Regions from separate parts of the Homo sapiens genome. Here all the other regions are linked to region 3. The links are chromatin contacts, found by Hi-C or POLR2A ChIA-PET in ENCODE. All regions are on one chromosome and are shown on one strand. The core of a region is the stretch at or near the end of the contact, and the rest is flanking DNA. Distances in the headings are between cores, read along the strand shown.

Region 1 (4,101 bases), core at 198-2,697, 420 kb before region 3:
CATCTACCAACCTAAGTGCGATAAGGAAAAGGACTTTTGTCTGTTTTGATCACTGCTGAAACCCTAGCACCTTAGAATCCCGCATCTGAGCTGATGCGTAATAGGCGCTCAATAGGCATTTTTGTTAATGTATCTGTAAGATGATAATTGCCAAAACAAACGCCTCTCCATCTCTATAAACGGTATTACCTGCCTTCTAACCAGTCTCTGGAGCATTCCTGCTCCCTACAATCCGTTTAACACAGTGGCAGAATAATATTAAAATATTTAAATGAGCTATTTCTTTACCCAGCTTCCTATCACACTTAGTGAAATCCAAACTCCTTATTCCAACGCATCTCACGCATCCTTCTCCCCTTCATCCACTAGATCCAGCCTCACTGGACTATATTTTAATTCTCTTCTCTAAGCCAAACTGGATCCTGCCTGAGGGCGTTTGCGCTGTCTGGAATATTCATTCCCCATCTTTGCACGGTCAGTTATTTTTTGACATTCAGAGGTCGATCTAAACTTCACCTCTTCAGAAAGATCTTTATTCAATCCCTAGCCTTTCATTCCTTTTGAACGTCAGCACAACAGTTACCACATACTGACTTTCCTTTTCATCACTTTTGTCCCATCACCTAGTATCTGAGCTCCTTGGGCGCGGGGCGCCCTCGCCGGACCTGATGGTGCATCCTCCTCGCCCACCGCGGTGGCTGCCCCCAAGCAGGCGCTCAGCGAGTGTGAAACCAATGCATTCACTCAGGACTCGCGAGCTGCCGTGGCAGGCACTGCCCTCCCCTCCGCCAGCGAGCATCTCCCCCTCTCCGCGCCCGCCGCCCTCCGCGCTCCCGCCTCCCTCGCCTACCTGTCGGCCAACTCCAGCACCTCGTGCACGCTGCCCGTGCTGACGCGGATGCGCCCGGTGTACATGTACTCGATTACGGCTTCCACTGTGTCGGGTTCGGGCCCCGGCTCGGAGCTCCACTTGCGCATCTCCACCCGTCCCGAGCGGGACTCGGAAAACTGGCCCGAGAGCAGGGGCGTGAAGTACTCGGTGGCGGCAGCCAGTACCGAGCGGTGGGCCCGGAACTCGCGGCCTCCAGCCCCGCCGAAGCACAGGGTAATGTCGCAGAAGAGGCCCTGGCGCCGCTGCTCGTTCTGCCGCCAGGACAGCTCTGAGCAGTGAGAGCTGCACTCGAAATCCTCGGCTTCTGGGCCCGGATCGCCCCCGCTCGCCTCCATTGCAGAGATCCCCGGCCCAGGCCCGAAGTCCACCGTGCCGCTGCCTCGGACCTCGGCGGCCAGTCCTGCCGAGCCGGCGGCGGCCGTCTCCATGCTCTCCATCTCCAGTACCTGAAGAGATGCAGCCGCGGCCGCCGCCGCCGCCGCCGCCACTGCCGCAGCCGCCATCTTGACGCCGCTGCGCCCGGCCTCCACAGCCTCGGAACGATGCGGCTGTTGGTACGACACAGAGGGATTCTGGGATTAAATAGTGCGCGCGGGGCGGGGCCAGGTCGCCCGCCGGCCGCACATGCGCCGCCTCGCCTCCAGCAGCGCCGCCTCGCCTCCAGCAGCGCCGCCTCGCCTCCAGCAGCGCCGCCTCGCCTCCAGCAGCTCTGCCTGCCTTGGTGAGGTCCGTCAGTAACAGTCGCCCAGTCCAGAAGACTTCGCCCCAGGCCTACCCCCAGGGCGTCGGTGCGAGTATGGCTCGCTTCCTTTCCTTAGTGGGTAGCATGCTCTCTGCAGTCATTTTGTCGAGTAAAGCCACCTTAGACCATCACCTGTTGTTAAAGCCTTGAGTGGCAATACAGGATTTTTATAAGATCTAGCCCCAGCTAAGTGGATGAGGGATGAATGAGTTACTCGTTATCCGTTTTTTTTTTTGTTTCTTTTTGTTTTTGTTTTGTTTTGGGTTTTTTGTTTTTTTTTTTTTTGAGACGGAGTCTCGCTCTGTCGCCCAGGCTGGAGTGCAGTGGCGCGCTCTTCGCTTATTGCAACCTCCGCTGCCCGGGTTCAAGCGATTCTTGTGCCTCAGCCTCCCGAGTAGCTGGGACTACAGGCGCCCGCCACCACTCCAGGCTAATTTTTTTTTTTTTTTTTTTTTTGAGACGGAGTCTCGCTCTGTCGCCCAGGCTGGAGTGCAGTGGCGCGCTCTTCGCTTATTGCAACCTCCGCCGCCCGGGTTCAAGCGATTCTTGTGCCTCAGCCTCCCGAGTAGCTGGGACTACAGGCGCCCGCCACCACTCCAGGCTAATTTTTTTTTTTTTTTTTTTTTTGAGACGGAGTCTCGCTCTGTCGCCCAGGCTGGAGTGCAGTGGCGCGGGTCTCGGCTCACTGCAACCTCCGCCTCCCGGGTTCACGCCATTCTCCTGCCTCAGCCTCCGGAGTAGCTGGGACTACAGGCGCCCGCCACCATGCCTGGCTAAGTTTTTGTATTTTTAATAGAGACGGGGTTTCACCGTGTTAGCCAGGATGGTCTCGATCTGCTGACCTCGTGATCCACCCGCCTCAGCCTCCCAAAGTGCTGGGATTACAGGCATGAGCCACCACGCCTGACCGTAGATGAGCATTTTTAAAACCATATATACTGAAACTATTAGTACAGTTCAGGCCAGGCCAGGCACAGTGGCTCACGCCTGTAACAGCACTTTGGGAGGCCAAGGAGGATGGATTGCTTGAGTCCATGAGTTCCAGAAGAGCCTGGGAAATACAGCAGAACCTTATCTCCACAAAAAATACAAAAGTTAGCCTGGAGTGGTGGCATGCTCCTGTAGTCCCAGCTACTTGGGAGGCTGGAGTGGGAGGACTGCTTGAGCCCAGGAGATGGAGGCTGCAGTGAGCTGTGATGGTGCCACTGTACTCCAGCCCTGGGGCGACAGAGTGATACCCTGTCTGGAAAAAAGTACAGTTACAAAGGAATACAGATCAAAGGATATGGATGCCAGGAGCCAGCAGTATGCCTTCATTGTTACTATATAGTTTATTTAAACCAGACTATGATAATACAGAGAAGAGACTGAGGTGGCAGCTGCCCAGAATCTTTGTGGATTACAGATGCAAAGTAGTTAGGAGTCCTTGGACCCACACTTCAGTTACAGACAGACAAATCAGCTGCATAAATACAGAGAACATAAGACACAAGACATTTCACAGCTTTCTGCATTTCCATTTTAAATGTATGTATGTTACAACTTTACATATTAAGTTACTACTCCACATATTTTGTGACAATGGCTAAGGATGCAATGGCCCCATCCCCCTGACATAAACAGACTCTGGTCTGCAACACAGAACATTTCAGTGGGATACCAAACAAGCCCTTAACACGTAACATACAAAAAGATCTTTAAAAATCAGATTAATACAATGTTCTTCATGTTATATAAGGAAGAAGAAAGGGAAGTAAAAAAAAAAAAAGAGAGACATTGGGGTGCTTTAAATGTATAGTATCTTGAGGCCATAAATGTTTCATTCCCTTCCTCCAAAGGAGAAAAAAATGTTTAACTAATGGAAAAAGAAAGCAACATCCTAACGCCCTACAATGAGGAAGACCCCATCCTGACAGTACTTAGATGCTTCCATATAATAAATACAGCAGGTAGCAGAGCAAAGTCACAAATATTGGCTTGGTTTTTATTTCTATGCTTATAAAAAAAATATGAAGCTTCTTTGTGTGGACTGAAGGGGTGTTAGCCTGTGGATGTTGGTCTTCGGTGCCTGTACCCCAGTGGCTGTTTACATTCCAGGCCCCTGCTAAATAAAGCAGGCTCCACTGCCAGCTGTCTGTACACTTTTTCTTGGGGGAAGAGATCTTGTCTTCAGTTTACTGCAGTAGGGTTCCTGGCTCTGTTACATGCTCATGTGTTCCGGAAGAACATATGAAATATCATCCCACGGATGACGATACAGCCCCTGCTTCAGCCTCTTCTGATCAAGATAGTGTCCTAAAATGAAGCAAACACATCTTTTTTATTAGAGCTTCATAAGCCTGGTGAGAGGAAGAGGCTAAGGAAGGGAAATCTTTCTAACACACAAAAAAAGTAGACACAAAGCAGTGGGAAGTTTAGTCCAAATCCACTGTATAGGTAGATGAGGCGGACTTTGTACAAGGGAGCT
Region 2 (3,789 bases), core at 999-3,498, 480 kb after region 3:
TATGATTATTTTTTGAGATGGAGTTTTGCTCTTGTCGCCCAGGCTGGAGTGCAATGGCGCGATCTCGCGTCACCGCAACCTCCGCCTCCCGGGTTCAAGCGATTCTCCTGCCTCTGCCTCCCAAGTAGCTGGGATTACAGGTGCCCACCACCACGCCCGGCTATTTTTTTGTATTTTTTAGTAGAGACGGGGTTTCACCATGCTGGCCAGGCTGATCTTGAACAACTCCTGACTTCACGTGATCCACCTGCCTCGGCCTCCCAAAGTGCTGAGATTACAGGCATGAGCCACCAAGCCTGGCCAAGGGTTTACATATTTTTAATTAAGGAAGACCTGTGCATATTTATAGTATATGGGAGAGGAGCTAAGGGCAAGGGCGAGAGGGAAGATGATAGAGAAGTCCTGGAGGAAGTTGAAAAGGGGAGGCAAGAACATATGCCAAAGGGTGCAACACTTCTTCTGAGTCCAAAAGGAAGGAGTAGGCTGGATGCGGTTGGTAATCCCAGCACTTTGGGAGGCCGAGGTGGGCGGATCACTTGAGGTCAGGAGTTTGAGACCAGCCTGACCAACATGGTGAAACCCCGTCTCTACTAAAAATACAAAAATTAGCTGGGTGTGGTAGCTCATGCCTGTAATCCCAGCTTCTAGGGAGGCTGAGGCAGGAGAATCGCTTGAACCAGGGAGGCAGAGGTTGCAGTGAGCTGAGATCAAGCCACTGCACTCCAACCCGGCAACAGTGCAAGACTCCGTCTCAAAAAAAAAAAAAAAAAAAAAAAAAGAAGGAGTAAAAGTGGAGAGAAATTTTTGAGCGATGAATCAAGTATAGAGACAGACAGAGGGAAAACTTAAAGGGTTCACATGCATGGCCTCAATCTCATAAAGCAGGAATGAAAGGCGTTCTGCAGAGAGCAGAGACATGGGGACAGGTGGAGTGCCTTGATGAATGTGGAAAAGTTTGAATAGTTATCTTGAGGGTGACGGAGTCAATAAAAGACAAAGGATCACAGAGCTGCCCTTAGAGCCCGGTAGTGAGGCTAGTCAGGGAATCTAGGGCTTGGCAAACATGTTCTGGTTATTTTTCTTCCAGCAATACTCCAGAGCCCAGGAGTGAAAAAAAGAGGTGGGGGAAATGGAGCAACGATCATTGGTTTGGGAACTGACCTGTAGGTAGGTAGGTAGGTAAGGGGACAGAATTGAGTAGTTTAGGCTGGGTAAGGAGTCTGATAAAACCAAAAGGGGTCCTAGGTCTTGAGACAAGAAAGGCGAGGTCATGGCAGAGGTGAGAGATGGGTGGTTGTGGTCAAAGCCTGCAGCTCTGAATCATGGAAGTAGGGCTGTCTCTAGTGATTCAAGCTACAAAGTGTGCTCCCATGGGTGCTGCAGGAGCCTGAGGAATGGTGAAGTCAAAGGAAATTGGAGGGCCGGGTTGGTCACCTGTTATCCCTTTGGGAGGCTGAGGTCTGGAGATCGCTTGAGCCCAGGAGTTTGAGACCAACCTGGGCCAACATAGTGAGTGCCCATCTCTAGAAAATATTAGCCGGGTTGCTGGGAGCGTTAACTCACTCCTGTAGTCCCAGCACTTTGGGAGGTCGAGGCAGGAGGATCACTTGAGCCCAGGAGTTTGGTGAGACGCCCATCTGTACCAAAACAACAACAAAATGTATTTAATAACTGGGTGCGGTGGTGTGCACCTGTAGTCCCAGCTACTCAGGAGGCTGAAGCCGGACGGTCGCCAGATCTCAGGAGGTAGAGGCTGCAGTGAGCTGTGATTGTGCCACTGTATTCCAGCCTGGGCAACAAAGGGAGACCTTTCTCAAAAATAAATAAACAGATAAATAAATAAAAAATTAAAAATAAAACAAAGGACATTGGAATTGAGCTTGGGTAATTGTGAGTTGATCAAATTAAATGGCAATTCACAGAAATGTTAATATTAAAAGAAGCCTAGTATAGAGGAAACAAAGGTAGGCTGGGATCTGGAGATCTGGGCTTTATTTGCCGTTCTACTTCAGCAACAAAAATTCGCCGCTTTGGGGAAGACATGACCTTTCTCTGGGGTTGAACCAGAAGACTTCCCAGGACTCTTCCTGCTCCAAAAGATAGGGCTTTTTAGGATAACAGCGAGGGACTGGGTCATGACGAGGACTCCTCCTGCCGGTCTCTCTCTTTCCAGAAAGGCTTCCGGAACCTTTCTGCATTGCCTTCTGCCCGGACGTGCGGAAGCGAAGGCCGGAAGTCCTTAGCCGGTAGCTTCCGGGTTTCCTGGGCTACTACGATGGCGATGAGTTTCGAGTGGCCGTGGCAGTATCGCTTCCCACCCTTCTTTACGTGAGGCTCAGACCCCAAGAAGCACCGCTGTGCCTCCCTCCCCTCCCCCGGACCCTGGGCTCAGCCCTGATGCTTCATATGGGGAGGGGGAGAAAAGACCCGTCGGCCAACACCCTCAGTCCCTTACTTTCTTCCTGAAATGCGTCCCGGGCAAGTGCTGCCTCCCGCCCTCTAATTCTGCGCCCCACTCCCTTCACCCGGCAGGTTACAACCGAATGTGGACACTCGGCAGAAGCAGCTGGCCGCCTGGTGCTCGCTGGTCCTGTCCTTCTGCCGCCTGCACAAACAGTCCAGCATGACGGTGATGGAAGCTCAGGAGAGCCCGCTCTTCAACAACGTCAAGCTACAGCGTATCCTCCCTCAGGCTCTTCCACAGCCCATACACATGCACTTCTGCGCTTTCACACATGCCCAGACGCCCCCCCGCGCCAGCCCCCTTTTACCCATGGTAGGCAGATTCCCACCCAAACTGGACTTAAAGAGTGAAAATGTGTAGCTGACATTTTCCCCTGGCAAATGCAGTACCATACCCTCTTGTTCTTGGCAGTGATGACTGCTCGGATGTCATTAAGGTCTTAGAATTTCTGCCCTGAAGCCAAGTTCCAAGTTTTTTAACCTAAACCCTTTTGACTATTTGTATCTTCCATCCTTTTCTGTGTGAGGCCCAGACTTGGGTAACTACCTTTAATTATTTTCTCTGCCCCCCTCCTGCCAGGAAGTAAGGGTCATTTGTTTTTGCTGCCTGATTCATCCCTAAAATATCTGTGGAGAAAGGCTGAAGGAAGGCAACAGACAGAGGGTGAGGAATGACAGTACCTTTCATTTTCTAAAGCTTCTTTCTTTCTTTTTTTTTTTTTTTTTTGGAGACAGGGTCTTCCTCTCTTGCTCAGGCTGGAATGCAGTGGCACAATCACATAAAGCTCCTTTTAATTGGAAGAGTTTCTCTTTACCTTCCTCCTTTGAATATCCAGGAAATGCCAATTCATATCATGTTGGGAAATTGCACACATATGTGTGTGGGAGAGGAAGGGGCAGGTGTTTCTCAACATGGGACTGGCTCTGAAAATTTTTATCCTACCCAACTCATGTGTATGCCGTTCCCTTAACCTTAAACCAGGAAAGCTTCCTGTGGAGTCGATCCAGATTGTATTAGAGGAACTGAGGAAGAAAGGTGGGTTCAGTTCCCCAGATTCCTTATTTTTCTTCCTAGTTGGGTTTTCCTGAGGGCAAATTAGGATAAGTCTTTTTCCCTTTAATAACTTTTTCTCTCTCCTGGCTTGAAGGCCAGAGTCTTCTGTAAAGTAGGCAGCCCAATTCCCAAGTCCTTTCTTCTTTGTACACAAAATTGAAATCTCTGTCTGTGCCCTAAACCTGAAGAGAAGTGGAAGAAGGATGAGTGCCTTGTAGATAATAATAGTAAAATAAATATTGAATCTTTCTTTCTGAAAGCTGAGTCTCTTC
Region 3 (4,173 bases), core at 796-3,295:
GCTTTTTAGGACCTAGGACTACCCACACTAAAGCCAAGCCCGGCCCAACCAAGACAGATGTTTGGTGGGTGGGGCTGCCTGCTGGAGCAACAGGCCTCTGCAGGCCCTGGAGGAGAAGTCTAGAGAGGTGGCTGCCTGGAAGAGAGCAGGCAGGACCCCCTCTCTTAAGCAGGCACCCCCACCCCATCAGGTGCCCAGATGTCAGTGCATGGCAAGGGTGGCCCTCTGCCCTCCAGACCTGGGTGAGAGGACTTGAAAACCTGAGGAATCTGCTCCCATCAACTGACTTCCACACCTGCCTGAAGGGAACTGCTGGAGGGCACAGGTGCCAAGTGGGACCCACCCAAATGTGGCAATGGGTTTGTATCCAGCCACCGACAGGCTGCATGACGGTGGCAAAGTCACTTCCCCTCTCTGGCCTTTGTTTTTCCACTTGTAAAATCATCTTTATGGTCACTTCCAGCTGTGGCACTTGGCTTTCATTCCAGTTGACCCCCTAGCTCTGTGTCTGACCCTCCCCTGCCAAATCCATTGCTCAGAGTGGGAAAGGAGAGGAGAGGGACTATACTTCCTCCTCCCTGGGGCCCCCTGCAGAGCATCTGGGAAGCAAGGCTTCCCTACATCCTCCATGCACCCCCTTAGAGTTTTCAATTCCTTTCCTCGTGATCCTGCCAACTAAGACACTGTGACCACACAGAGAAGGTGGGGAGAACGCAGACATTTTGGCTTCTGCAGCTTTGAAGTTCTTTTTTTTTTTTTCCTCTGAAGTTAAAAGAATGAAACTGGGAGAGGTAGTAAGGGGCAAGAAAGGAGAGTGGAAATGGAGAGAAAAGGGCAGCTCTGAGAAGCAGCTGGGGAGGGAGGCAGATGAGAATGCACCCCCCCCAACAGAACATGCAGTCTTGGCCCAGCTGTGCTGTGAGTGGGCAGCTGGGCTGGCCCCTCCTCTGGTGCTGCCAACCCGCTGCCAGGCAGAGGGGAGGCCCAGAGGAGAGGGAAGCTGGGCAAAGGGGATGGAAGGCGTCCAGCCCGACCTTACCAAACCCCTTGGGCCTCGTGGGAAGGGGCCTCTTGGAGAGGGGGACTGAGGCTCTAGACAGGATATTCACTGCTGTGGCAAGGCCTGTAGAGAGTTTCGAAGTTAGGAGGACTCAAGACGGTCCCTCCCTGGACTTTTCTGAAGGTAGAACCAGCCTCATAAGTAACTAGGCTGGGTGAACGGGGGCGCTGGCTAGTTTATGGATCACAGTCGGCTGGTGAGGCCACGTGCCTACTGTGTGGCCCTGGGTGGCCCCGGGCAAGCCCCTTTCCCTCTCAGGACTTCCATTTCTTACCTGCAAAATTGTGGAGAGGGGGAGGGCTGAAACACATGACTGCCAAGATTCTTTCCAGTTCCTCCGTCAGGGTTGAGTTTAGATGGCCGGAGTAAAAGAAGGAGGGAGGTGCTGCGGTGGTGGGGGTGATCTTGGCTTCACTAGAATCCCCAGTTCTTCCCCTCTCTACAGTTTTGTCTCTGAGGTCACAAAACCTGTGGCCCCCAAGACACACATGCGCACACACGCGCGTGCACACACACACCCCACACATTTATTTTTTAATCTAGGGGCTCAAAAGATGACACGCGCCAGAGCTGGAAGGCGTCGCCAATTGGTCCACTTTTCCCTCCTCCCTTTTTGCGGATGAGAAAACTGAGGCCCAGGTTTGGGATTTCCAGAGCCCGGGATTTCCCGGCAACGCCCGACAACCACATTCCCCCGGCTATTCTGACCCGCCCCGGTTCCGGGACGCTCCCTGGGAGCCGCCGCCGAGGGCCTGCTGGGACTCCCGGGGGACCCCGCCGTCGGGGCAGCCCCCACGCCCGGCGCCGCCCGCCGGGAACGGCCGCCGCTGTTGCGCACTTGCAGGGGAGCCGGCGACTGAGGGCGAGGCAGGGAGGGAGCAAGCGGGGCTGGGAGGGCTGCTGGCGCGGGCTCGCGCGCTGTGTATGGTCTATCGCAGGCAGCTGACCTTTGAGGAGGAAATCGCTGCTCTCCGCTCCTTCCTGTAGTAACAGCCGCCGCTGCCGCCGCCGCCAGGAACCCCGGCCGGGAGCGAGAGCCGCGGGGCGCAGAGCCGGCCCGGCTGCCGGACGGTGCGGCCCCACCAGGTGGGTGACCCGGTGGCGCGTCCTCGGCGGCGCGCCGAGAGGGGACACTCTACTGCCGCCCCGGCACCTCCGGCACCCGGAGCTCGACGGCCGGGCGCAGCGCGGGGATCAGTCCCCGGCACTGCGAGGGAGTTGGCCCAGCGCAGACGAGGGACGGGGGGACGTGGGGACAGGGGTCGGGGATGAAAGGCAGAGGCCAGGGAGGGCGCCGTCCTGGCACGCCTCGGAGAGGGAGCACCTGTCGGGCTGGACCCGGGGAGGCACTAGTGCACAGATGGGGGAGCAGCCGAAGAGGGGAGCGCCCAAGTCCTCAGCCCTGTCTCCTGAACAGCCCCAGCCACGTGCCCGAAAAGCCCTAGCCGTCGAGTGGGAGCCGTCGTGGCGCTGGCCTAACTTCGGGTTGGAATATCTCCCCTTCCCAGAAACCGGGCCCGAGGTGGGCTGGGGGATCCTTGCAGCCCTCTCCAGGGGGCCTGTGGGCCTCCCGCCGTCAAGTTTCTCTTTCAGTTTCTGGCCGTCCCCCTCACTAGGGAAGCTCCGGTGGGGCGAGGGGAGAGGAAGACGGGGAGGGCACCTGCCTCTGCAGAGCACCTTCCCCTCCCCTTCAGCGGGTTCCTTGTTGGAGGGGATGGGCGGCCCTCCACTCCTCACCATCTCTGTTCCCGCACAGGAAAGCTATCTGTGGGAGGGGAGGGGCCTGGCCTGGCCGCGGTCCAGGGATAGGTAGGCATGGCAAGGCCAGGGGCAGGCCCGGTTCCTTGGCCTCTGCAGAGGAGAGCGCTTCAGCGCTCGGCTCGCCCTAGGTGAACGGCCATGGCGGGCTGGATCCAGGCCCAGCAGCTGCAGGGAGACGCGCTGCGCCAGATGCAGGTGCTGTACGGCCAGCACTTCCCCATCGAGGTCCGGCACTACTTGGCCCAGTGGATTGAGAGCCAGCCATGGTAGGCACGTCCCGCCCTGCCCCTCCTCAGAGGGTCCCTACCATCCAGGCCCTTTGGCCTCTAGTTTTACTCATGGTGGTTTGGTGTGACTCTGGTCCTGCCTGTCCTTCTTTGTGCGGAAGGGGTGGTGCCCCTGGGAAAGGGGAAGCCTGGGAGGACAGAGAATGTTTTTAGACTCGGATGTCTGTGGAGCTGCTGGGAACAAGTCTTGTGGGCCCTGGAGTGCCCTCGGTCATGAGCCTGGGGTTTCCACTTTATTCCAGCTCCCTGACCTCCTTGCCCAAGGAGGTGCCACAGTAGGTTTTTCTCTTCTGCCCTGCCCCAAGGGATGCCATTGACTTGGACAATCCCCAGGACAGAGCCCAAGCCACCCAGCTCCTGGAGGGCCTGGTGCAGGAGCTGCAGAAGAAGGCGGAGCACCAGGTGGGGGAAGATGGGTTTTTACTGAAGATCAAGCTGGGGCACTACGCCACGCAGCTCCAGGTGGGTGTAGGCTCTGGGCCACCTACGGGGAGGAAGCATCATCTTGTTCCAGCATCAGAACCCCTGGGTTTTTTCCTGGCCTGGCCACTGACTCACCATGTGACCACGAACTTATTGGGAACTTTTCTTCGATTTCCCCCACCCCCTCTTTCTAAATTCGACCTGTCGGATTTCTTTAGCATATTGCAAAGCAAGGGTGGGAGGTGTTTGTTGCCAACAGAGAGAGATGGGTGAACTGGCCTTATGGAAGCAGCAGAAGGGATGGAGGGAGACTGAGTCAGGATTCCTATGTTGGAGAAGGGAAGACCAGCAGACTCTAGAAATGAGGCCACCAGACCTCCCTCTTGGGGTCTTTTAAAGGTGAGAGAGGAGCCATCCCAGAGACAAGAGCTGGACACAAGGGCTTTGAATTGAGGGTTTAGAAATAAGATGTAGCTTCTTTACTTGAGGGGAGTGGGTATGGAGGAAGAGAGGGAGTTTTTGTGGAAGCAGGAAAGGGGTGTGGGTAGTGATGACAGTCAAGCACTTATTGGAACTCACGTATGTTTCCTAGAGAGCCCTTCAATACAGACAGCAGGGTGCCAGGGAAATACAAGTCCATCC

What was found. Hi-C counts contacts between places; a loop is a spot of excess contacts on that map. ChIA-PET counts read pairs that join two places held with the same protein, here RNA polymerase II (POLR2A). Pooled maps may share reads with other maps.
Region 1: a loop to region 3 is called in a pooled map, with 5 times the contacts of the local background. The contact joins the promoter of KLHL11 here to the promoter of STAT5A in region 3. A Hi-C loop is called at or near these places in 3 of 50 pooled maps. POLR2A ChIA-PET finds 5 or more read pairs at or near these places in 2 of 52 experiments (B cell and activated T-cell).
Region 2: a pooled map shows a loop between it and region 3 (2.9-fold over the local background). The contact joins the promoter of VPS25 here to the promoter of STAT5A in region 3. A Hi-C loop is called at or near these places in 1 of 50 pooled maps. POLR2A ChIA-PET finds 5 or more read pairs at or near these places in 3 of 52 experiments (GM12878, MCF 10A and activated naive CD4-positive, alpha-beta T cell).

What each region holds. Positions count from the first base shown.
Region 1 is chr17:41,863,976-41,868,076 of GRCh38, forward strand. KLHL11 (kelch like family member 11) reads right to left here and starts at 1,448. Exons shown (of 2, transcript NM_018143.3): 1 at 851-1,448. The coding sequence starts at 1,395. It overlaps ACLY (ATP citrate lyase), which reads right to left. Exons shown (of 29, transcript NM_001096.3): 29 at 2,943-3,929. The coding sequence ends at 3,835. RefSeq lists a silencer at 1,409-1,598 and enhancers at 1,632-2,132, 2,133-2,633.
Region 2 is chr17:42,771,201-42,774,989 of GRCh38, forward strand. VPS25 (vacuolar protein sorting 25 homolog) reads left to right here and starts at 2,249. Exons shown (of 6, transcript NM_032353.4): 1 at 2,249-2,328; 2 at 2,533-2,678; 3 at 3,446-3,499. The coding sequence starts at 2,276. RefSeq lists enhancers at 2,141-2,340, 2,424-2,971.
Region 3 is chr17:42,286,453-42,290,625 of GRCh38, forward strand. It overlaps STAT5A (signal transducer and activator of transcription 5A), which reads left to right and starts at 2,046. Exons shown (of 19, transcript NM_001288718.2): 1 at 2,046-2,146; 2 at 2,950-3,087; 3 at 3,414-3,570. The coding sequence starts at 2,960. It also overlaps a transcript of STAT5B not described here. RefSeq lists enhancers at 760-819, 1,103-1,603, 3,050-3,109 and silencers at 1,620-1,699, 1,720-2,399.